Linked DNA regions of Homo sapiens: region 1 is linked to region 2. A link is an interaction called in ENCODE POLR2A ChIA-PET data of the cell type or tissue named here. Cell type or tissue: OCI-LY7. All regions are shown on one strand. Each heading gives the region's core, and the rest is flanking DNA. Links, peaks and the distances in the headings are about the cores only.

Region 1 (12,767 bases), core at 3,142-8,141, 97 kb after region 2:
TATGCTGTTTCATCTTACATGCAAGAAACAGGTATATATTTTGGTTATACTTCATAAGGGGTGCCATTAATATTTTGTTCTCCATCATATTCTATAATCTTGTGAGGTTTCTCCCCTTCCTCAATGGTGTTGCTCTTCCAGTTAAAACCTTTGACGAACTGTCTTTGCACTCTATATTCTGGTGCATTTGTGTTTTCATATTTGTTTTTTACTGATTTTTTTTCACAGCTTTATTTGTATCATAGGAAATATGTTTGGAACTAACTTCTAGCATATTTTAATGAATAGCTTCAATTCCTTGCAATAATTTTTGTCAGGTATACACATTATCTGTTTCTCTAGATTAGTGAAATCTAAAAACTTCTTTTTGCCCAATTTGTAAGACTTATTTGTGGTGTAGCTAAATTAAGTGTACGAGTTTCCAGTGTCAGCATTAAGTTTTTTTTATTCCACTCCTGCAGCTTTGAAAACCTAGTTATTTTCCAGTTCTGGAGTACCTGAATCATACAATTACAACTTGGTCTTAACCCATCTGTCAAGTTTCAAAATATTTCCCTTAGTCTCAAAGAAGACCCTACATCCTGTAACACTTCATTAGCCCTTCTTCCCCAGCCCTTAGCAACAACAAATCTGCTTTCTGTATCTAAGCAATATGACCCAGCAACTCCACTTGTATGCATATACTCTGAAGAACTGAAACAGACATTCAAATACTCATTCATGAGTGTTCACAACAATACTACTGGCAATAACCAAATGGTGGAAACAACTCTAATGTTATCAACAGATGAATGGATAAACAAAATGTGGTATATGCATATAATGAAATATTATTGAGCCATAAAAATGAAGTACTAGCACGTGCTGCAACACAGATGAACCTCTAGATTCTTCGTTTCGATCACTATTCCCATTCGAGAATTATGAAGTTTTCCAGGGCCTGCCATTTGCAGAAAGTTTGTGAGGAAGAGAGAGAAGGCAATGTTCTAGATGGGCAGGAATTCTCTCTGGTCTGTAGCACAGATACCTGTGTCCATGTAAGTTATTTAGCCTGTATTTCTCCCCAGGCCAAAGCATCAAGGGCAGTCCACAGGACAGAGCTGTTCTCCTCCAGCTGGCATCCCTCTTTCCAGGGAGAATAGCAGTCTCCAGTTTTGTCCTGCTTGTCTGAAATCTACAGCTCCACTTCAACACCTTCCCACACCCCTACCTGAAATTCACTCTGCTCAGCAGCCTTTCTCATATTTTGTGTTTCAGGATTGTGTATCTTTCTTAGTATTGTTGTACCAGGAGTTGAAATTCCTCCTTCTCATTTGTCTTGTTTTTGAATGATGTTCTAGAGGCAAAGGTGGCTGCAGCATTTTAACTTAGCAATTTTTCTGAGAATAGCTGCATAGTGTTTAAAAAGTACTTTCATATGAATAATCACCTTCTGTCTTGATGACACCTCTGTGTGGTTGGGATATTATCTCCAAGGTATAAATCACTCAGTGTCAATGAGATAGTAAATGGTGGCAGGTTGATTAGAAATAGGTTCTTTTGTTTCTCAAAGACTTCTCTTCAATATTTCGTAATGCACTCTGTCAGATTTGGAGGAAATTAAGTAAGATATTTGAGCCTAAATTCTTCATATACCAAAAGGGCATTATCAGGCTATTGAGAGGATTTGATGAAATAATATGCATCCAGTATTAACTATATAGCACATGCTGCTCAATGAAAGCTGAATTGAGTTGAATTGAAGTGAACTGAACACTGAAATGAAACAAACTGTTACCTTTACTGGTGAATGCATAATTTCCAAATCACTGTGCAAAAGACAATCTTTAAAAAACCTTAAAAACAAGTCTCAGTTAGGACCAAACATCTCACTTGGCCTTATGAGCCCCGAAGGGTAGCATTGCATTGATCAGTGTTTGACGGAAGGTATAGTATCTGGATGCTCATTTGCATGTGTGCTAAGGGTTAAGAGAGAGCTAAAGCCAGCCTGCTGCGGTCACAACAAAACACACCGCTCACCAGCTCTGTCACCTCTGGCTGACAAAAGCCTCCACTTCTCTTTGGAAATTAGTGAAAATAACAGTATCTACTTTACTGATTGTTGAGTTTTAAATAAGATCTGACATATAAAATGTAGAGAACTAGCACATGGTCACAGGTTGATAAACATCTGAAATTATATTATTATGATTCCACATTCATGCTACCATGGATGAAATTTCTTCACAGGAGACAGAGCATCCCACACACTGGGAAAGGGTCTCTCCCATTCAGTTTTGCAGATCAGTCTTTGATGGATAAGCCAGTCTCCTGGTACTTGCTTAGCGTCTGTTTTTCTCCTTGCATCTGATCAACTCTGAATGTCTTTAAAACTGCAAAATGCTGAAACTGCAAAGCTGAGAACAAGAATCCAGATCACAAGAATCCTATAAATGGCACAGCCTAAGAAGACAGCTGGCCTCCTTAGATGACACTTCTACTCCCACATAACCCAAATTCTAATGGAAGGGATTCGTGTAGAAACCACATCATTCACAGGGACTTGACTGCATGCCTATGTTCTTGATGAGCTAAACTCCTCTGGAAGGATGGAGGCTTTCTCCTTTTGCCTCAGCCCACACTATTTATTGAATACCATAACAACCCTCCATTTACTCAGAGGAAGTGCTTTGCATTTGCAAATCATTCTGGGAAGCCAAGTGAATTGGCATTTCTAAGTTAAAAATGTTTTGTTTTTTTAAAGGATGCTTATCCATTTAAATCCTGAAACAGATCCAAATCTTTACTCATCACATTAAAAAAGAAGAGCATAACACAGAATTCTCCCATTCAAAAAAAAAAATGGTATTCTTCTACTACTTGTTCTAAATCCAACATACATACCTTAAAGATTCAGATTATGATACCTGAAAGTTGACAGCATCAGTTCGAGGCCCATTGTCATGATGTAGGTATACAAAACAGAGTTGAAGTATGCTCTTCCTAGCAAAACAGATATGAGTGCTACCATTGTTCACTTGTGAGGAGAATACAAGGCCTAGATTTATTCTGAAATCAACTCCATGAAGTTTATGAAGGGCCAGAGGAGTCACCTCAGGAGAAGGTGTCAAGAACACAACACATGTAAATAAACGAGGATGGGTGCCTTGCTTATTTAAATAACTCCTGTGCTCCATGCAGAATCCTTTCACTTTGAAAACACACCCTGCCACAGCAAAAAAAAAAAAAAAAAGTAATAAAAGTTAGGGAAAAGAAATTTAAATCACTTGAAAATGGAAAACCTTACTAGCATGTTCTGATTGTTATTTTCAAGGAACAGTTAACTACATTAAATAACATCACCCTTGTACTTCCTAGGTTACCCTGGCACAGAGGCATTTTGTAGATTACAACCACCCAGGGGGCTTTCCAATGATCACTAGAGCATCTTCCCTTGCACCCAATCAGGAACCTGTTTGATCTGTTTCTTCCCTTTGTCTGATTCTTGATTCTACTCTCATTTATATGTCTGCCTTTGATCAAAGGCATCTCTCTGACCCTGAATTTCAGCTCAGTCCCAAACATTTCAAATGAACGTAAGTTTCTGAATCTATCTCATCAATCTCCTTGAGAATTCCACCTTCTGCCACTACTCTGGGAATCAGCCCCAGGCCCAGTCCTTTTCCCTGTGAGTCACCCAAACTATTTGTTTGTCCAAGAGCAGAGTTCTACCAAGTCTCACCATTGCACACTGGGTTTATACACTTTCCCACAGATCAGCAAGATGAATGTAATCCTGAGCTTTGGAAAGATGGTGGTGAGAGTGAGGACACACAATACGTTCTCCTACAGCCATGTGTCACATTCATAAGGTGTGAAATTTTTACCAAGATTGATATTAACATTACCACAGGAAACCCAGTCTTCTCAGAGACTGAAGATTGCTTCAGAGCCAGTCCTGCTGGCACACCAAACAATCTGCAGGTTATAAAATTTAACCCTTTATCTACATATAAGTCATCTCCAAGAGCTGCCATGGGCAGCATCTCCAAAATGAACCTTATTCCCTTCTCTAGAGTACCTGGAATGGCCATTCATCAACAGATGCACTCTCCCCGCTAGACCTGCTGTCAACAATGGGCCACTGCCTCTTTTTGTAAACAACAATGGAATGATTATCCATTTTTGCATTGTCTATGGCTGCTTTCTCATTATACTGGCAGAGATGAGTAGTTGAAACAGAGGCCTAAATTCCCCAATATCTAAAATATGTATTCTTTGGCCTTTACATTAAACAAACAAATTGCTGACTACAACTCAAGGTCAGGAGGTAGTTGGCTTTTTGATAATGTTGATATTTATTTCTACTTGTATGGTGCTCCTCTCTGTTTTCAGTGGTCGTGTTCAGTATCATATGGTGTTCCTCTGACATTGAGGCAGGTAATGGCATAACTCACAGTTAGTTTCTTCAGAGTGTGAGCCATCCCTAACAGAATATGAATATTAAATGTATAATAGATTTTATAGTTAGATTACAAAGGTATCCATCAGAACCCTCTAACTTAGGATTGTACATTCATAACATGCATTAAAATCAATTTTATATTTTAAACACTTTTCTTATTAATGTAACAATTTTTCTTGGTTTTTATAAAATGTCAAAGGGAATTAACAATATGGAAACCTCTGTTGCCTACTCCTTTCCTTTGAAGCCTGGGTTATTCTGCAGGAGAAATGCTGCATGTGATCACTCAGCCTGTGCTATAGCAGAACCAACTGTTCATAGTCTACAATGTAAATAGAGACCCCTAGAGTTGTGCAGTACCCAATCTACACAATTGTAAATGGTGGCCCATAAATTTCTTAGCCAAATTTAGGAAGCAATTGAGATAAAACAGGATCAGGTTTTCAAATAAGACTCACGAAAATCTCAGATCTTTGTCAGCGCCAAAGCATATTCATAATTTCAAGGGTACAAGTAACCACGAAGTGTAGTGAAGCATAGTGAGGTCTGGAGTGTTGCCCACAGGTCCCTAGGTCTTTTCTCACTACACTGGACACTGGCTCTATTTGCATATAAGGTCTCTAAATAATATATATAGCTACATCCTCAGGGGAAAGAAAGGCACCTGGGTCAAGAAACATCTTCAGTTCATACTCAGATAGTTATCTAGCTTACATGACATTTTCTTCAGTATCATGCCTTATAACTTCATGGATCCCAAGTGTATGTATCATGAGCAATACTAAACAACCAAGCACAGCCCACTCAAAGCTTCCCATTGATAAGGATTTTCTCCTCTCCCTAGCAAACACTATTAGTTCATTTGCCAGTGAAGCACAGTTATAAGGAGATTTAACTGAATATCCTTCTTTTTTCCCTGAAGCAGCTCCTTAACTTCTTACTTCCCAGAAGTGTTTGCCAGAGGCAGCCGAAGTGAAAGTGGCCAGGATAGAGTGCCTGACTCATCATCCAGAATAAGCAAAAGTAAAGAACCTGGGAATTTAGAAACAGGTCAGAATCTATTTGAAGAGTGACACAGAATTGAGGTTGAGACCAAAAAAATGTGTGCTCTAAATCATGTTTTTGCAGAAACTAAGTGGAAGTTTCCAGTGTGGATGTCATTTTGGTTGGGAACACACATTTCCTTAGGAAAAGCAGGAGGCTGTGATGGAAGAAACTAAGGATCTTGAAATTGGATAGACCTATTACCACCTTCCCTAACTTCAAGACTTCAAGGTACTGTGAATAAGTTACGTGTTGTTGTTTTTTGTTTGTTTGTTTTTTGACAAAGTCTCACTCTGTCTCCCATGTCGGAATGCAGTGGCATGATCTCGGCTCACTGCAACCTCCGCCTCCTGGGTTCAAGCGATTCTCCTGCCTCAACCACCCGTGTAGCTGAGATTAAAGGCATGCTCCACCAGGACTGGCTAATTTTTGTGTTTTTAGTAGAGACGGGGTTCCACCATGTTGGCCAGGCTGGTCTTGAATTCCTGACCTCAAGTGATCCGCTTGTCTCTGCCTCACAAAGTGCTGAGATTACAGGTGTGAGCCACCGGGCCTGGCCTACTTACTTCTTTAAGCCAGATTTTCTACACCAATAAAGGTGAGCTTGCAATGCCTACTGTGTGGTGAGGAGTAAATGAGCTATAGTATGTGAAGTTCTCAACACAGTGCCTGGAATAATGAAAGTCTCTTCCTTTGGTTCCCTTTGCTCCCACCACCTCATGCAGAATTTCAAGCCAAACAAATATACCAAACTACTAAGAAAAATTATCTGACACTTGGAAATAGGCCATCAAAAAAGACTAAGTTTTCTTTTAGTGCAGCACTGGTGTTAACTTTCTAATCAATAGGCTATTTTACAACTATGTGAGGGCTTAGGATACCTTGGAGATTTTTATCCAGTAGAGCTGCAAATAATTTCCATCCAATTGAATATATAATCCCAAATAGCATGGTTTATAGCCCTGTTGCATATTAACCAACATTGCACTTAATCCATGCATCTACTAAATTGTCCATATATCTATATCTTGGTTATCAATTGTTTTTTGGACTGCTGTTAACAGCATATGTGTTTCCTCATTATTTTATGATTTGAGGATGATGTCTGACGCATGCTCAATTTATATTTGGATGGAAGACACATTTTTTTTAACATTATTATTTAGCGAAATGTACCTAATGGTTTACAGTGGGATTCAAAGTCTATACTGTGTCCTTTACAACATGTGTTAAGTCAGTCATAGATTAAGAGGAAACGTTGACTCAGGGTACCTGGTGGTAGAGTGTGCACTGTGAGAGAAGAGGAGAAGGCTCTGAATGTATTCAGCAGAGGTCTCTTTATCAACTTACTTACCTCCTACCCTCTTTTCTCCAAGTGGTAAGTGTGGCATGATGACCTGTGGCATCCATCTGGTTTAGGGAGACCCATGTGGGCAGAGGAAATACACTCTGCTCTAAGCCTCTCAGGTCAACCCTGTCTTTTGCATTTTGCCTGCCACATTTTTCACAGAATCAGTTACCTTCATCTTCAGAATACCAAGATCTAACAGGCCACCAAGATTTGGGTATAGATTTAAGATCAAAAAGGCTCAGAATGTCTCTTGATCTTCTCTTAGTTATTTTAAGCCACTTAGGCTAGTTACAAGTTAGACAAAACCAGATACCCATGCCATCTAAGATAAATCACTAGAAATTGAGGCAAGATAAATCACTGTAATTTGTGGTAAAACAAACAGTTAAGTTTGCAAACTTTGTCTTCCATTCACATATCCTCTTTAAAGACTGCAAACTGCAATAGGTGGCTGTGTGAAGACAGAATTATCACATATGAGACCCTGAGGGTCCAGCCAAATACTATTTCTCCAATGGCAGCACTTGGTTGGGATTAAAATTTACCTAATTTCTTCTAATGAGAACTCTGTCAATGTCTTTTTTTTTTTTTTTTTTTCAACTGCTTCAGAGATACTATTCTCTCACCCCTTTACCTTTTACATTCTATCTTCAGGAGTCATCTCATTTATCCCTCTGGGTTTCCAGTCTATCCCCTTGACCTCAAGCTCTCTAAAGGACATAGCTTTGTTTCCCTTGCCTTTAACTACTTATATCACTTCAACTAAGACATATCACTGCAAATAAGCAAGCTTGGTGTAGAAAGCCTATGGCTATAAGTAACTGGAAATATTGGGTTGAATATTAAAGGGATTTAAAGATTATACAGGTCTTGATAATTGCTATATTTGCCACTCACGAATGACATTAAGAAAAATATTTCTTATCACATTTAATGGGAGATATTTAGGGTGGAAGTGCTAGAGAAAATTTGCATATTTCTTCCTTAGTGTGAAATCTATTTAACTGCTAAAATTCAAATTATACAGAAAGAAAAAAAAGCATATTCATAAATAAAATTTATTGTAAAATCCTTAAAATTCATGCTTGGAAGCCTATATTCCTTTTACAGAGTGTTTCTCCACCTTAGTCATACCTTAGAACCCCCTGAGGAGACTATAAATGTGCTGACACTTAGACTGTACTCAAGGTCATTCAGTTAGACTTTGTGGGGATGGACTTACAGATCAGTATTTTTCCAAATGTCTCTGGATTCCTTTGGGGTTCTGCATTAATGCACTTTCCATGTGTCTACAAGTTAAAAGCAAACTAAATTAAATAATGGATGTGGTGTGTTCAAAAGAGATCATAAGGCTTATGTTTTATTAAAAAAGCATATGCAATTTTAAGTGGCGTGTTTCTAATTTATATCTCATTTTAAATTAAGTATAATACTAAACACCTTACAAGAGCTACTCAATTAGGATAAGACTATCTTTTCACAGCTTCAACCTTGATGTAACTATATTTGGTAGGAATGTAATAGTACTTATACTTTCCTAGAAATATCAACCCATCTTTGAACTCTGAAGTGGCTACAATCACTCGCTTGCTCTTTTCCTATCTTTGACTCTCACAGTCCCTCATGTACAAATGCACACAGATGCCACAACCTCTGATCATGCTTTAACGTGTATGTAGAAGCATGATATTTTATATGTTTAAGGATATTCAATAGTTTTACTCGGTTATATTTATTTCAAAGGAACTGCTCTATCCAATATTGAACTTATAAGAACACGATTATTCTCTCAGACTTTCACTGTAATTCTTTTAGCATCCCTCAAAATGCACTGCTGAAGCAGAAATTACATTTCCAATAATGTCTGTGTCCTGGATGAGTTATGTTAGTTAACTTTTCTTCCTGCTGGCTCTGGGGCTTGATTGCTTAAATACCTTAGAGATATTATGACTCATACTCTGGTTGGTTGGTGTTTATGAGAACATCATCCAAAAATCAGAGTCTATATTCATTTAAACTATAGTGATTGAATTAGTTGATTTTTAGATGAATCATCTGGTGTAGATTAAAACATAAAAATAACCTATACTTCCTAAATGTTGTCAGGTTTTTAAGAGACTTGAAGAGGTTAATTAGGATAAAGGATAAATAATTATATTATTCAACAGTGTGAGTGCTAAGGCTTAAATCAGCCGATTTTGCTCAATTCCAAAAATGATTCTTCAAGCACACCGTTTTAGTCCATTCTTATGCTGCTATAAAGATCTTCCCAGACTGGGTAATTTATGAAGGAAAGAGGTTTAATTGACCCACAGTCCCACAGTTCCACAGGGCTGGGGAGGCCTCAGGCAACTTAGAATCATGGCGGAAGGGGAAGCAAACAAGGCCTTCTTCATATGCGGCAGGAAGGAGAAGTGCAGAGCAAGGTGGAAAAAAGCCCCTTATAAAGCCATCAGACCTCATGAAAACTCACTCACTATCACAAAACAGCATGGGGGAACCACCTCCATTATCTAATCACCTCCCATGAGGTCCCTCCCCCAACATGTGGGGTTTACAATTCGAATTACAATTCAAGGTAAGATTTGGATGGGGACATACAGCCAAATCATATCACACACAGTCAAGTGGATTGCTTTATCGTTGACATTTTCAAGGAGGTCAGAGATTAAAATATGCTTAACGTTTCTTTCTTGGGTAGGAACTTACTTGAAATGCTCCAAATAAAAAATACATTTTATAATTTCATAAGTTCAATAATTGTTTCTGGGCTTTTGTCATGCTTTATGAATTATGCTAGGGGAACATGGTATGGTAAAAATTCTCAGCCACACCTGAAAGGAAATCACAGTCAACATACAAATGAAAAATTAAGCAAGTAAGCAATGAAAATGCAATGTTTTATGATGCTATCTTGGATAAAGTACAGGAGGTTATGGATTTTGAAAAGAAGGAGATCTAACTGGTTTTGGTGGTCATTGAAGGTTTCTTAAAGAGACATTTAAATGAAGACTCGTGAATACAATTGTCCCTTAACCAATGCAGGGGTTCGGTGTGTAGATCCCTTTTATAGTTGAAAATTTGTGCATGACTTTTGACTACCCCGAAACTGAACTATTAATAGCCAAATGTTGACCAAAAGCCTTACCAATAACATAAACAACTGATTACCATATATTTAGTATCCTATATGTACTATACACTATATTTTCACAGTAAATTAAGCAATAATTTATTGTAATTTATTACAATAAAAGAAAATGCTATTAAGAAAATCAGGCCGGGTGCAGTGGCTTATGCCTCTAATCCCAGCACTTTGGGAGGCCAAGGCAGGCGTATCACCTGAGGTCAGGAGTTCGAGACCAGCCTGACCAATATGGTGAAACCCCATCTCTACTAAAAATACAAAAATTAACCAGGTATGGTGGCGGGCACCTGTGGCCCCAGCTACTCTGGAGGCTGAGACAGGAAAATTGCTTGAACCCGGGAGGCGAAGGTTGTGGTGAGCCAAAATCATGCCACTGCACTCCAGCCTGGGTGACAGAGTGAGACTCCTTCTAAAAACAAAAAAGAAAGAAAAAGAAAAAAAACATAAAAAAAGAAAATATATTTACTATTCATTAAGTGGAAGTAAATCATTATAAAGGTCTTCATCATTGTCTTCACACTGAGTTGACTGAGGAGGAGAAAAGAGAGGGGTTCTTCTGCTTTCTCAGGGGTGGTAGGGATGGAAGAAAATTTGCAGATAAGTGGACTCCTGCAGTTCAAACTAATGTTCAAGAGTCCCTTGTATATGTAAAATCAGGTATCAACCAACCAATGGAAAGGGTATGCTAAGCAAGGATAAAAATGTATGAATGGTTAGAAGCAAGAATACATAATTCATAAACTGCAAGTACTTCAGAAACCTTTGTGAGGGTTTTTTTATAATTCCCCATAGGTAGAACTGTTGTGGTGTGTGGGTGCATGTTTGCGTGTGTGCGTTTTGCTATAAGATAGGTTAATCTGATTAGCAATATAAAAATGCTGCTTTAATAACAAACAATAGATTGGAGAGACTTACACTTTCAACTAAAATGAAATAATAGAGGCAGAACTTAACCTTTTTCCTGAAACAACCAAAAAATTGATAAACTATATCAAGTGATGGTTTTAAGACAAGGAATTTGAGAAAGCAATGGACAGTTATCCCTGAAGGATGTTAAGCAAATGAAGTGAGGGCTACAATCTGCCAGCTCACTCCAGTGAGAGAGTAGGTACAAGTTAGAGTACAGGTGAGGGAAACCCAGAGAGAGTCCAGGGAATTTTCTGAGTTAAATAAATATAGCCGGCACTCTGAAGAGACCATAAAAAAGGAGTATCAGAGAGAAGAAAGCTATGTAAAGAAAGAACTCTGAATATCCTCAGAGGTTTGCCTTCAAGTAGTCATCTAAGTACTAATCACATATATTTCTGAGGAAAATATGATAGGCTGGGAAATAAATGCCTAAAACAACTAGAGGAAACTGTGTGATTCAAACAACAGGTCCAGAAACAATGCCTGTTATTTCAAGCCAGACTGGAAAGACTGATAATTCCTAAGACATTGGGGAAGCATGCAGATGTGTGTTAATGCAGTAGTAAAGAATAATTAGGATTAGTTTTGTCCCACTCAATAATTATTAAAAATTAGACCTGAAAAGATCACAGCATTTAAAAATAATTTAATTGCATCTGAGAACTAAGCTAATGAATATTTATGGAAATACAAAAATAACCAGCACAAAAGAAGATAGATGTGTAATTTCTAACATCCAATCTAATATCACTAGGTATATAAAGAAGTAAGAAACTATGCAATGTAATGAGTACATCATTAAATCTATTGAAACAAACTGAACAGACGTTAGATTTAGCACATAGAGACTTAAACAGATATAACTATTCTACATGTTAAAAACGTTAAGTAGTGATACTGAAGATATAAAAAAGACCAAAATTCAAAATTATATATGAAAATTTCACTGTCTGAGTTTTTAAAATCTATACTGAATGTGACTGATAGGAGATTGGATATCAAAGATAGAAAGGTTAGTGAATATAAAAATATATCAATAAAAATTGTCAAATGTTAAATAGTGCCAGTTCCCAAACAGCATGATTCAACTTCATGGTATATTAACTGGCAGTAGTTGAATAGAGTACGAACTTTCTTCCAGTTCTTTAGTCCACAAATCACAATATAAATAACAGATTTGGATTATGATTAGTGACCAATTATAGCACTTATTACAAAGTCCACTGGTAATAAGTAACTGCATCTGTTATTTAGTTCCCACACAGGCAGCAAAGCATGAAGTTGTGCTTCTTCCTTGTCTTCATGTGGTAAGTCAGTATGGATAATTAAAATGAAGGATTTGGTTAAAAATTATATATATATATATATATATATATATGTATATACATGCAACAAATAAATGATAAGTGATATATTAGAAATAAAATTTGAATTGAATTAAAATGGAGTTATGGAAATAAATAGCCAGCTGTGGGAGTATTAACACCAACACTGTTCAAGAAAATATAGATGTGTAGCCACAGAAACTGAATGAAGTGAATCTACTTACATAAATGAGGAAAGTGATCAAAATAAAGACAAAGTTGTTGAAGAAGAAGTAACACTGGCAGGAACTTCACATTAAAGGAATTTGGGGGATTGATATCAGCAAGATGGTGGAATAAGAGTTTCCAGTCATGGTCGGGCTCATACCTGTAATCCCAGCACTTTGGGAGGCCAAGGCGAGTGGATCACATGAGGTCAGGAGTTTGAGACCAGCCTGACCAACATGGTGAAACCCCCTCTCTACTAAAAATACAATATTAGCTGGGCATGGTGTGCACACCTGTAATCCCAGCTACTTGGGAGGCTGAGGCAGGAGAATCGCTTGA
Region 2 (12,767 bases), core at 5,275-10,274:
TTCTGACAATTCTGTTGATGAACTGCTCCTTTGGAGTGTGTAGGCTACTCTCCAGCAAGGAGGTTAGCACTTGGAAGACACATTAATCATTGAAGTTTATTGAAGTAACCTACTCCTTCGCTTAGCAACATCTCTTTCCTGGATATATTGTGCAGAATGGACAAGCTGCCGGACTTATGGCCTTGTGTGTTGACACATTAAATGTGGGATAGATTTAAAGGGAAGCTATTTCACAGCAGGGTAAATGAGGAGAGTGAATGACAATAAGAACACTTTACTGAGATTTATTATATGCTAATTCCCACAATAAAAACATGGCTGATCTTATTTAAATCTTCCATTACTTCTGTGAAATGTGCCCAATTAAAGATGAAGAACTGAGTCTATGAAGACCTTGTAATGGCACCCACCACCTAGCTAGTGAGACGGAGCTTCAGACAAATGCCCATGAACATGTTAATATACTGTATTTTACTATAAGGATTTTACATTTTATGCAAAATGTTTACAAATTATCCTCTGAAAATTCTTTAAATACCTAACCTATCTATCACCATTTTCAAGTATATACATATAACCTATCTATCACTGTAGGTTACTTTATATTTTATACGTATTTAATATTTATGTGTATATACTTGAAAATAGTGATAGGTTACATTCGTAAGTATATACATATTTTTCTGCAACAGAATCCCAGATTTGGGGTCATAAATCACCTTTCCCTTCTTATTCAATGTGATTTGAGTTTAACAGATACACCTATTCTGAGGTTAATGGGTGTGATTCAGCCAGGGAAATGAGAGGACCAGCTTCCTCTGGTCTCAGGGATCATTTAGATATGGGCACGTCTCAATCTTTACCATATGTTAAATAAGGTAAAACATGGAAATGGCACTATATCTGTTGGAATGAAACATGCTCTATTTTCTTCTGCACCCTTTTTTCTGCATTGCTTAAAATTTATTAATCTGTATTTCTGAAACTTTGCACTGTAGTCCATGAGGAACAGAAAGCTGGTGCTGAGATTTTGATTAAAGAGAAACACTAGGTTGTGGAGTAACATTACAGGAACACATTTTCTCATTCAATCACATAATCACTGTGAATATCATCAATAAAAGAGACGGTGACTGAATTTCTCTGTGCTTTTCTGGTCCTCATAGTGAGACTCAAAGCTCGATTCTTTGCACACATTTCCAGCACCATTCTACTGTTAGTGCACAGCAGTCATTGTGGGACCCCCTTAGACCTGTTTCTTCTCTTTGGTCTTCTGTTTCCTGTTCCCCATATGCTCTTTCTTTCAGTGGCACATACACTTCAGTGGCATCCCGATACATGGTGTAAGGTAACTGCATTTTTGGAGAACTTGACAATGTAAACATATCTCTATTCCGCCCCCACTTGACTCATGCCAGCTGGACATATAATTGTAGGTAGGAAATCATCTTTCTTCAGAATTTTGAAGGCATTGCCTTACTGTCTTCTAGCTCTCGTGCTGCTGTTGAGAAGTCTCACCTTTTTCTCCTCTGTGGAAACTTATCAGATATCTTTGTCCCAGGTATCACACAATTTCTTAAAGGCACACCTTCCTTTGGGTCTATTTAGAACTCTATTTTGGACAATTTGTGGAACCTTTCAACCTTCCTATTTATGACCTTAAATTTTGGGGCATTATTTTAAATTGTTTATTGTAACATTTTAAAATTTTGTTTCTTTCTGGAACTTGTATTATTTGAATGCTGATGGTCATTGCTTATCCTTTCATTCTTTACTTTGAAAAAAAATTCTAATTCTTCTTTACCATTTCTGTAGCTTTGTGCTTTGTTTTCTGGAATATTTTATCAATCATATTCCAATCTTCTTTTGATTTTATATTTACTTTATTATTAAAGATGTCTTTAAAAATTGTTCAATAGTTCCTTTTGTTCTTAAGTGTTAACTTTAAAAAATCTTGTTATTAATGATAGTTTCCAAAACTGTCTTCTCTTTGTAGTTTTTTATTTCCTTTATGTCACAATTTTTTTCCACTTCTTTAAACCCCTATCTTCCTAAAAAGAGACTTTGCTAATATATCTGGCAAAACTTGATGTCTTCTACTGAGTTAAGAGTAAGAAACTGAAAAGCTGACATAATGTTCTGAACATATGGACAAGAGGATGGCTTCTATCTCTGAACTTCACATAGTGTGACTGAGGAGGCTCTTCTGTTGGGGAATCTTTGTTTCTCTCAGACAAGGCTGAGTTCGCTAGAGAAGAGTGTTTCAGTCTGTGTGTGGATAGCGAATCTAATTTCCATTGTTTTGGAACTTGAGTGGTAGGAAGGTGCTGGGGGAACAACACTTAGCACACATGTGGACACATGATCCTCTTGGTTTAGCTGTGGTACGTTGGCCTCATCTGCACCTAGGGTGCCAAATAGGGAGACCATCTGTATTATCTTCTTTAGGGAACACTCCAAATGTTTATTGCAGGGGAAAGGACAGTCACCAAGCAGCATGGAAGAGTGAAGGTTTTTTGTGATCTTCTCAAACAGCTTTCACCTATTCCTTCTTATTTTAGGTTCTTGGTGCTTCTATTTTGAGTGCCTTAATGATTCTATGGGGAATATAATGATTGTCAACTAACCTCTGATAGTGGTAGTTCAGAACTGCTAAGCTAGTTAGGACCTGTCTATCTGCCTCCCAGATAAAAGGTGTTATCTCCTCTCCTGCAGTTGCGTCCTCTCCTGTAGTTGTGTCCTCTCCTGTTCTCTCTTCTACTGCTGCTGTAGACACCCCTCAAGATTAACATACTAAAGTCCTAACCCTCAAGATGACTGTATTTGGAGATAGGGTCTTGGGAGGTAATCAAGGATAAAAGAGGTCATAAATTGTGGGACCCTAATCTGATAGGACTCGTAGAGTTTTAAGAAGAGTAAGAGAGACACCAGAGCTTTCTCTCTCTGCCACATGAGGACACAGCAAGATGACAGCCATCTGCAAATCAAGGACAGCCCTTACCAAACACCATCCCTGCAGGCACCTTGATCTTGGACTTTCAGTCTCCAGAGTGTGAAGAAATAAATTTATGTTATTTAAGCCACCCAGTTTATGGTATGTTATTATGGAAGACTAAAAAAACTAATACAGTGGCATTATGACATTTTATAAAAATATCTACTTACTTGTAAAATACATAAACTAATATGTATTTGTAAAATACATAAACTATATATATAAAACTATATATATAGTATTAATATATTACTCTGAATTTCTTCTACCTGTATTTTGCTTTCTTTTCAAGTGAGGTCTACTGTAAATATCTATTATGTGATAGACAGATGTATATTTACTAACTATGGTGAAGGTTTGGGAAGAAATGAGACCAGATGTCTGTATTCAAAGTGATGTATTAATCTAGATCCCATAAATACATGTTATTAAACCTGTGTATGTTGATACATTGTTGGGGTGTGTTTTAAATGTATTTTTAATTGATAATGATGTTTAATTTTATCAGGTGCTTAGATTGCAGTGATTGAATTGAAGCTCTAAAAATGTATTAAGAGATTGAATTTGACTATATTTAAGCAAATGTTGAAAAGAAAGTGGCAGCTAAATTTTACTGAAGAAAATAGCAACTAAATTTTACTGAGTACCTGTTGTGACTGATACCATTAACATATAGATGTGTCATGTCAGCATTCTAACTACCTAAGTGGTATTTAACACATAATAGATGCTCAACAAATATTTCTGAAATTTAGATTGTGATAAATGAATAAGGATAGATGTTACATTCAGATAGACCCAAAGCTGTTCCCTTAATTCTTCCTCCTTACCATGACCTTCCTGGCTGTAATCACAGTTGTTGCCTTTTGATGAACTTCCCAGCTTTTCTCTAGATTTGCTCTGGTTTTGGTGGGGGTATGGTATGGTCAAGTGAAGGCAATTTTTATATCCCCTTGTGTGACTTTTGCTCACACACTTACAAAAATCTAGCCAATATTTGAAAGCTAATATCTAAATACATTTCTTTTTTCTTGATCTTTCTCCTTACTACAAGATGGAAGCTGATTACTTGCAGTTCCAAATAACTCATTTTCTATTAAAAGTCAGATAGTCTAATTGTGTGAACTAGGACAAGTTAGTCAGCATCTCTGAAACTCAAGTTCTTTCTCTGTAAATATGCACGATTAGATATGTCTTACACGACATTCAGATGATTAATGAAAATGACATTTAAGAATATATTTTAAGGATTAGTCACCAAATAGGATCTTTATTAATTATTCTGGAAGTAATGACAGGCATGTTTCTTTTTTTCTTAAACTTTCTGAAAAATATTGTAATTCTATGCAGTGCTCCAATGATAATTCAATGTATTACTGAGTTTCTTCTACCTGTATTTTGCTTTCTCTTCAAGTGAGGTGTCTTGCTCATTGCACTGGGAAACATTTGGGTATCAGGACGAAAAGAAGCAATGGAGTTCATGAAAACTTTGTCATCAAAGGCAATAGCCTCCTGAATGAATTAAGCCTATTGTACCTGGAAGTATCAGGAGGAAAGGGAGTCTTGAATTTCCTCGTGTGTGTGATTGTGTGTGTGTGTTTGTGTGGTGCACACGTGTTTATTGGTGGTGGTAATGTTTTTATAAGACTGAGGAGAGGCAGATTTTCCTCCTTCCGGTGAATTTGGAAGTCTATTTCCTTGACTTACCTCCAGGAAGAGGTAGGTCCTAAGGATACTTAGTGCTCTCTTCACTTCAGAGTCTGTGCATGCCTCTCCGCCTCTTGTTTGCCCCCTTAGCCTTGCACACGCTTCTGTAAGTGACACTTTTCTTCATCCTTCTTCATCTTCTTCATTATAGTAAGGCAAACATGATGGTTTTTGTGGGAGTGTGGTATGGCCAAGTGTTTCTACCCAGTTATGTATTTTTCCTCATTTTCCAAATACTACCTAGTTCATAGGGATTATTATATAACCCTATGAAGTGGAGAGATCTAAAAAGTATTTAAAATTGAATATATAACCAAACTATCAAAATGAGAGGTTAAAATTAGTTTTCAAATGTGTTGAAAAAAAACAAAATTGTGTTTGAATAAATAAATTTGTAATTTCAAATCTATATCCACTCCATACTAGAAGTATTCAAATAGCATAAGAGTATTAATCATTAAACAAACAAAAAGTACATGATTATAATCATTAAACAAACAAAAAGTACATTCATAGTACCTAGTACAATACCTTAGGCATATTATTTGCCAAGTAAATAGTAGCTGTTCTTCTTAGATTTTTATCTTATATAGTAAGTCCTCACTTAACCTCATCAAGAAGTTCTTGGAAATTGTGACTTTAAGTGAAACAATGTAGTGTGCAAGGAAAGCAGCCTTACCATAGGCTAATTGATATAAACAAGAGTTAAGTCCTATGGTAGACAGTACATTGTTTCACTTAAAGTTGCAGTTTCCAGGAACCTATCAACAAAATAAAATGAGGACTTACTATATTGTGATAAGCAATCGTACAAATAATTTACTGTCTGTATTAAGAAAAAAGATAGTGGGCTACATCCACTTACTTAACTGAGAAAGTTACATGGAAGCTGTTCCAGGAGCCAGATACAGGTTGAGGCAGTGGTAAATGTGGACTCTTCCTCACTTTGATTCTGAGGTGATACAGAGCCAGAAAGTCAGGTGGTCAGTTGTATTAGTCTTTACTTGGATGGTTACAGCTTTAATTATCTTTATTATAGATCTTTAATGTTAAATTGAGTCATCTTACAGAGCTATTTAGAATCGTTTTCTTGATATTGCCTCAAGTGTATGTGAATACTGATTCATATATGATGTGGTATATCACGTGCAATAATAATACCATGTGTGCTATGAGGCAGCAGGTAATAAAAGGGATGGTGGGTTTTGCTGGATAAGAGGAAGATGACCACATGATATGCTATGAATAGCAGGACTGAATTTAACTCTGTCTTAGTGTGGGAGAGAGCTGGCTCATCTGTCTAGGCCTCTGTTATCTGTAACAGTGTAATAATACTTTTCACAGAAGCTAACTTCCTGACAAGCTCACTGCCTTTTCTCAGTGAGGGCTTTTGAGTTCTGTATGATTTTCAAAATGAAAACTGTGGGTGAGAAATCCACCACTATTACCTAAGATGCCTATCCACAGTGCACTTAAATAATGCAGTTTTTTAACCATAAGTTATTGAGACACCATATAATATTGTAATAATAATCTTAATTCAGTAAGTGAAAGTGTCTTTCAGCCACAAAATAATTCCTTTCGTTTACAAAGCCTTTTCATGGAGTTGCCTGACAAACTCCAGAGGTTAACTGGCAATCACATCTCCAGTCGACCTCAGGATGTACACACTCCATTCCCTTTGAATGCTGAACTAACCGACTGATTATGGTAGGTCATCTGACCAAGAAGTGCTTGTTAATAAATCACTTTTACATTAAAGACACTGATGAATTCCAAATACTGAAGGAAAAAAAAAGTGTATGTTTTCTTTGTCACGTCTGAGAAAAGATGCACAATGAAACAGCTGTTTAATATTGGATGAGTCACAGTGTATGCAGATGAAGGGTGCTCCTCAACTAGTGGTGCCTGTGAGAAGCAAACTTACCTGTCCAAACCCAAAGAATGGACTTAGAGACCCCGAGAATGGTAAAGGTGAGACTTTCAATGATGGTCTTGCAAGATCAGGTGCCTGAGAGGCAGGCACACCTAGCACAGTTTCAGCAAACAGTTTATCCCCTAATGCGCAGGTCCCTCCCCTGGTTCCTTATAGACTGAGTATATGGAGTTACAATCTTTCTGGACATTGCCTATTGATTGTTGGATAGAGGCTTTAGGTGTTTTTTAGGGTTGTCTTGTTCTTTTTTTTTTTTTTTTTTTTTTGCAACCCACAATGCATTGCAATCCTAGTTAGCTCAAGGCTTCTTTAAGTATTTGACTTATGACCTAAGCAACTGCGCAGGCTGATAAGAACAGGAAAAGTGAATTATTTTTCAGGCTAGTAAACTTCTATCTTTGACTAAACTTCTTTGGTTCAGGTGAAGGCAACTAAGAGGGGGCGGGAAAGGGGAGGCCAACAAGCAAGTATTGGCTGTCCAAGCTGGGGCCTCGTATATCCTGTTTCCTCTGTAGTTGGCTGACCTAAGCCGATTCAAGGCACTTTGTCTTGGAAATGGACCACTGTATGCATTATTTCCTTCAATGCCCAACTAGAAGCAGGAGGAATACACTCTACACTCTTTGCAGACAGCATTCCCACAGCAGTCAGATCAGGCTAGGTGATTTCTGTAGTCTGCAATATTTGCAAGTCTGTGTGATTCTGAAATGGGAGATCTACTTAGACATAATATTGCATTGACTCTGACATATGCATTCTCTAATTAAAAATTAAATTCTATCTATTATATTAAAATACAAATTGAGTTGAAAAATAAAACAACAAAAACAGAGCATATAAGTTTATTTTCTCTACTGGTCTGTGAACACGTCTTCTGAAGTTAGAATGTCTGAACTATCAGCAATTTTTTTAACTTTCTGACCTTCAATTTTATTTTCCCTTATCTGTGAAATAGGGATAATTCTCATATATTCTCCTCAAGGTTTTTGTGAGGATCAAATGTCAGAGTCTTTATCAGCACTTGAAGGCAGTGATGATATATACTAAGGTGAATCATTATTCTCTTCAATAAATTATCAACATCTACAAAACTGATGGTGACATAAATGCAAAAAATGGTTTTGGAGTGATTTTGAAGAGAGAAATAACATAATGCTGGTGAGGTATTAGGTGGGAGAAAGTTAGGAGAGCTGAGAGATTAAAGTAGACTCAGATACACGCACCAAAGATGAGAACTTGAATGATCACGAGCTAACATGGAGTCCAGAATGCGACTGTGAATAAAGAGGATGGGGAAGCCCAGGAAAAAGGAGAGCTGACCGAATGGCTCCAGCTTAATTTAATGAATACATTAGCTTCAGACAATAATGTCCAAGTATAGCCCTGTCTTCTCTTAGGGAATTCAAGGTCAAGTCTCTCAGTAATATCTGTAAGGGAATTGCTTTTACAGATAACCTGATAACACTAGGAAATAGGCTATAGGAACATGATGGATTAATTTTATGAAGCCCTAAGAAAGTTATTCATTTTATGATGAAATTTTCAAATACTTGAGATTTTTAATACATAGTCTATGTGCAAGAAATCATCATAACTTAGCATCATAATAATTATGTGACCAAAAAGTGAAAAACATGTTTGTCATCTAGGTAGGAAGGATATTTACTCCAAATATCAGCAGAGCCAACTATTAAGTGCAGATTATGAAGGTATATAATATGGCAAATGTGGGAAGGTAGATGACAGAGGCTTAATCCTTTAAAGGAATACTGGAAAATCCAGGCAAAAAGGTTGGAGTCTACTAGTTTGGCTCATGGAATTAAAAAAAATAATATTAATAATTTTTGACAATTTATAAAACATGTTCACCATCACCGGTTGCCAAAGCACTTTCACAAGCTGGGGAGAAAAATGTTTCCTTTTTATGGTTAATTAAATTATTTGGCAAATTACATGCTCACAACTCAAAACTAGGTCTTTTCAATCCAAATGATTTATCTATGTTATTCTCCACCTCCTGGGATGTTTTAAGTAACCTCCTAAAATATCTCTCTTTCCATTAGCTGTCTCCTTAGTCTATCCTTTCTTTTGTTCCCTGATTAATCTTCACCAATATACACCTCACTCTCATAGTCAAACACATTTATTTTGTTTAAAAAGAAAAAAAAAAGCCCAAACTCAGTAGTTGAGACAAACTTCCAAAAGTAAAAGCATTTATTACTCTCTAGCATGAACTTCATAACATACGTCTCCAATTCAGGGAAAGTAGTCTCCTGATCATCCACTGAACAAAGGAAGACTTTTGAGGTACCGAGACTCCATGATTGCTGTTACCAACCCTCTCAAAATCTGAATGAACCAACGATACCAGCTCAGCCTCATCTCCTCTGTGAAGCTATGTTGGAAATACTGGCTAATTGTTCATTCCTTATACATGAAATCTATTTTCATTGTACTCTTGGGCATGGGCCAGACATGGGGGACATGAAAAAAAGTTTTGTTTTTGTTGTTGTTAAGATTGATGAAAAGCCACTGAAATATTTTAAACAAGGGAGTGGCTTGTTTGGTTATGCTGAATCAAGGGTCACCAAGTTGAGCAGAAGAAAACAATTATTGTCCACACAAGAAATGAACAGCTTGTGAAAGTGAATGCAATTCAATTTACTTCACAAAGCAATAGTACTTTCTTTAAATTTTGTACGCTTATTTCATTCAATAAAGTAATATTCAACTAAATTTTCTTTTTTAAAATAATTGGCATAAGCATGTCAGGGTTAAACCCAATGATTGTTGGTAGTTATAGAAGCCAGTTCATAGAGGCAGATGTTGATGAGTGTGTAAGAGAGTGGGACCAGCTGTAAGAAATTTGGGGTGCAGGAACCCCAGTCAGGATATTGCAGAGGAAAAGTGAATACTGGTCCCTTTGTTGAGTTTGGTTAAGAGGAATGTTTCAAAATTCTTTTTGAGGGGCTAACATGATTGATTTTCTCAAAGACAGATCCGAATTCACCACCTACTCAATGTTAGTGACAGCAATGACAATAACAACAACACTAATAGTTCACATTTTTGAATCCTTACTCCCCTCTTCTAAGTGCTTCATGTAGAGCAATACCTCCTTTAATCCTCACATCAAACCTCAGCATTATTATTAAGTCTATTTTTCAAAGGAAGAGACCAAGGCAGAAAGTGGTTCAGTAACTTGCCCAAAGCTACCCATTTAAGCAGCAGAATCCTTAATTTAGACCTTATACCACTCTGCACTATTTCTTCCTAGTGTGTGTACTGCTATAGGAGTCTTTTATGGAACCTGAACTAGCCTCACTCCTTTGACCCGTTTATAAAACAAACGCAACAAGCAAACATAAAGTTTCAGAGTAGTATTATCCCTGAAGAATGCATAGGAGAATTTTTTGAAGAAATAAATGTCTTTGTTAAAAGCATGTAATATGGAAGAAGGCTAGGAGATCACCATGTCTAACCTTATTTTACAGGTATCTAAATTTCCCAAGCTAAAGTCGTCAGCCCTTGCTTTGCACTCTCCATCCCTCTTACCTCATGCAGAGGCAGGAAAGAGGTCCGCTGGAGGACAAAGTTCCACTACATGGCTTCTGCCTGGCTTTAAATTTTGTTTCCATAACATCCGGTCACCAAAAGCCACAATTAGCCTTTTTGCCTACGTGGCTTCAATTCCACAGCATTTGTAGCCACTTTCCCATTGTATCATCATGTTCTGGGAGACAACTTATACCAGTGTTTACCCTTTGGGAGACAAACTCATTTGCAAATACAGCCTAAGTGTTTGAGTTGTTGATTCCATACCTATATGCTTCTCTTCTATTAAATGTGTTCCATGTGTCTCTTTCTCTCTCTATCTCATACACACACACACACACACACACACACAGACACACACAGACACACAGACACACACAATGGGCCTGCTGTGACTAAACAGTTTACCTAGAGGCTCAGTGCTCTCATCCAGCTGACTTTTATACTTCCTCCTGACTCTCAGTTCCATCTATAAGAATAAACGGAGCACACAGCATACTTTGTGTTAGAGTTTTTCTGCGATTCTTGCCAGGACAGGACCCAGACACAAACGAGATGACAGGAGGGCCTATCATATCTTGGCTGAGAAAGTTCTGTTACTGTACAGTTTTAAAATTTCCTTTGCCATTTTTCAAATAAATATTAAGAGTTGAAAAGGAAATTTCTGTTTGCTTCTGTACCGGACTCTCCCTGGGAAAGAAATGCTGTCAAGTTGTTTTTTACATGCATCACTATCTGAGAAAAACATCAGCAGGTGAAAAGAAGAAAAACTAGCAAAGAGTGTGAACCCTGGGGGTTATACAGAAGAAGATATCAGCAAATTTAGTGTAAGGAAAAAAACAGGAATTAACCAGTGTCTTTCCTTAGGAAGGCAAAGATCTTAGACTGCCTATGGGTACCAACCACTTTTAGATATTTGCATGTTACTTACTGTATGTATAGCATTTACTGTTTGCAAGCTATCTGCACAATCTCTCTGGCATCTTACCAGAAATGTCAAAACTAGAAAGAGCATTTGGCATTAAGCATAATTTGAAAATAAAAACAGTTGTAAGAAGGTTGTGATTTATGGCTATCAAAGATTTGGATTTTTTTAATGAAATCTGAGCCTGTTCTCTGACATGAAGAGGCTTGTCTTGGTGAGTTTTGCCCTTTGACCTCTTTGAACTGTACCTTGCTTGTCTCTCATAGACATCATGGTTGGCTGAAAAATTTAGTGTCTCACATCAAAGTAGATTCATGTTCCTAGAGAGGCTGTTATGTCCTGGGAAAGTGAACTTTCCACTAGACTCCTAACAGTGGGAAAAGAAATGTTAGAAATCATAAAAATTACAGTATCTCTAATCCCTTGATACTTGATAGTTTTATGAAAATAAAGTATTTTGGTTAATGTTACCTTTTAACTCAGAATCAGACATGGCTATTTATTGATTGACTTCCTTGATGTTTCCCTATGAGAGAAGACTTTGCCACTTCTTTTTGGAGCTGTCATCATAGACCCATAGTTGGTCCTCCAGTTTCCAGATTCTCCCTCTGAGACCTGAATTGTATACTGCTGCTATATGGAATCATGCCACTTTCCTGTTAAAAATGCTACATAGCTTCCTATAACTTTTAGATTAAGCCAAACTTAGCTAATCATGACCAAAGAAAACAAGACCAAACAAAGAAGACTTTTGTCATACAAAACCCTCCTTTCTTCAGAATCCCTCTTGTTCCCCTCTCTTAATATGTATGGTCTCTTACTCAACTTATAGACTGTCTCCTGTTTCCATGTTATGCCCATACCCTCTCCTGATAATTCTTTCCTCTTTTACTGCTTGACTCTGTCTCATTGGCCCTTGAGAATTTATTTCACACTTCATGGACTCCAGGAAGTCCACAGTTTGCTTTAGGTGTTCTGTGTTTTCTATGTATTTTGTGTGCCTTCATAGAAACTGTTGAACTGGTGTGGTGGTTAGTTTGCTTTCTGCTTTTCCCTGAGGGAATGTGATATTCTTTATGACAAGAGCATTTCATACTTATCGAATTATCTCCAGCATCAGCATTAGTGCCTGGCATTCAAAGATGCTCAATAAGGTTTATGGAATTAAATTAATTTTCCAAATGTGTAATATTTTCTGTCTTTGGCTCAAAGCATAGAGGGCACAATTAAATCTATTTCCCGAGAGTAAAAAAAAATAAGGGTTTATCTGGATTGACGTTAAGCATACTACAAATTACTAGAGGCAGAGTTGGACAAAGTGAGGTAGCACAGGCTTAAGTTTAAGGAGTAAAAGGGGCAATGAAGCTGTGGAAAATTGTTAAATTTCAACAATAAATGATAACAAAATGTGAATGTGAGTGTTCTTGTTTTATAGCACAAAAATCAGATCACCCAGAAATTCCAGAAGTTTCTCAGTCTGATATTAAAGTGAATATGTATTAAAGTGAGGGAAGTGCAGATACCCCACATAATGAATTGTTCAAATACATTTCGGCAAGTGAAGTATCTTAAACACAATGACCACTTCCTGGGAATGAACTCCTTCTAGGCTGTTCCTAATAGTCGTGGGGATGTTGGTCATTACCAAA

What was found. ChIA-PET counts read pairs that join two places held together with the same protein. Peaks named below come from ENCODE experiments on the same cell type or tissue, not always from the same donor. Only the 100,000 strongest peaks of a DNase experiment are listed, where the experiment ranks them.
Region 1: POLR2A ChIA-PET joins it to region 2 with 7 read pairs; 2 of 35 experiments call an interaction of 5 or more read pairs at or near these places.

The regions. Positions count from the first base shown.
Region 1 is chr7:49,518,617-49,531,383 of GRCh38, forward strand. LOC124901804 (a long non-coding RNA gene) reads left to right here and starts at 5,594. Exons shown (of 2, transcript XR_007060628.1): 1 at 5,594-5,719. In OCI-LY7, for the core only: no CTCF peak of the experiment used is centred there; a DNase peak (open chromatin) is centred at 5,075.
Region 2 is chr7:49,419,090-49,431,856 of GRCh38, forward strand. No RefSeq gene overlaps it. Among named protein-coding and RNA genes, the nearest start is that of VWC2, 350 kb to the right of the region's middle. In OCI-LY7, for the core only: no CTCF peak of the experiment used is centred there; no DNase peak of the experiment used is centred there.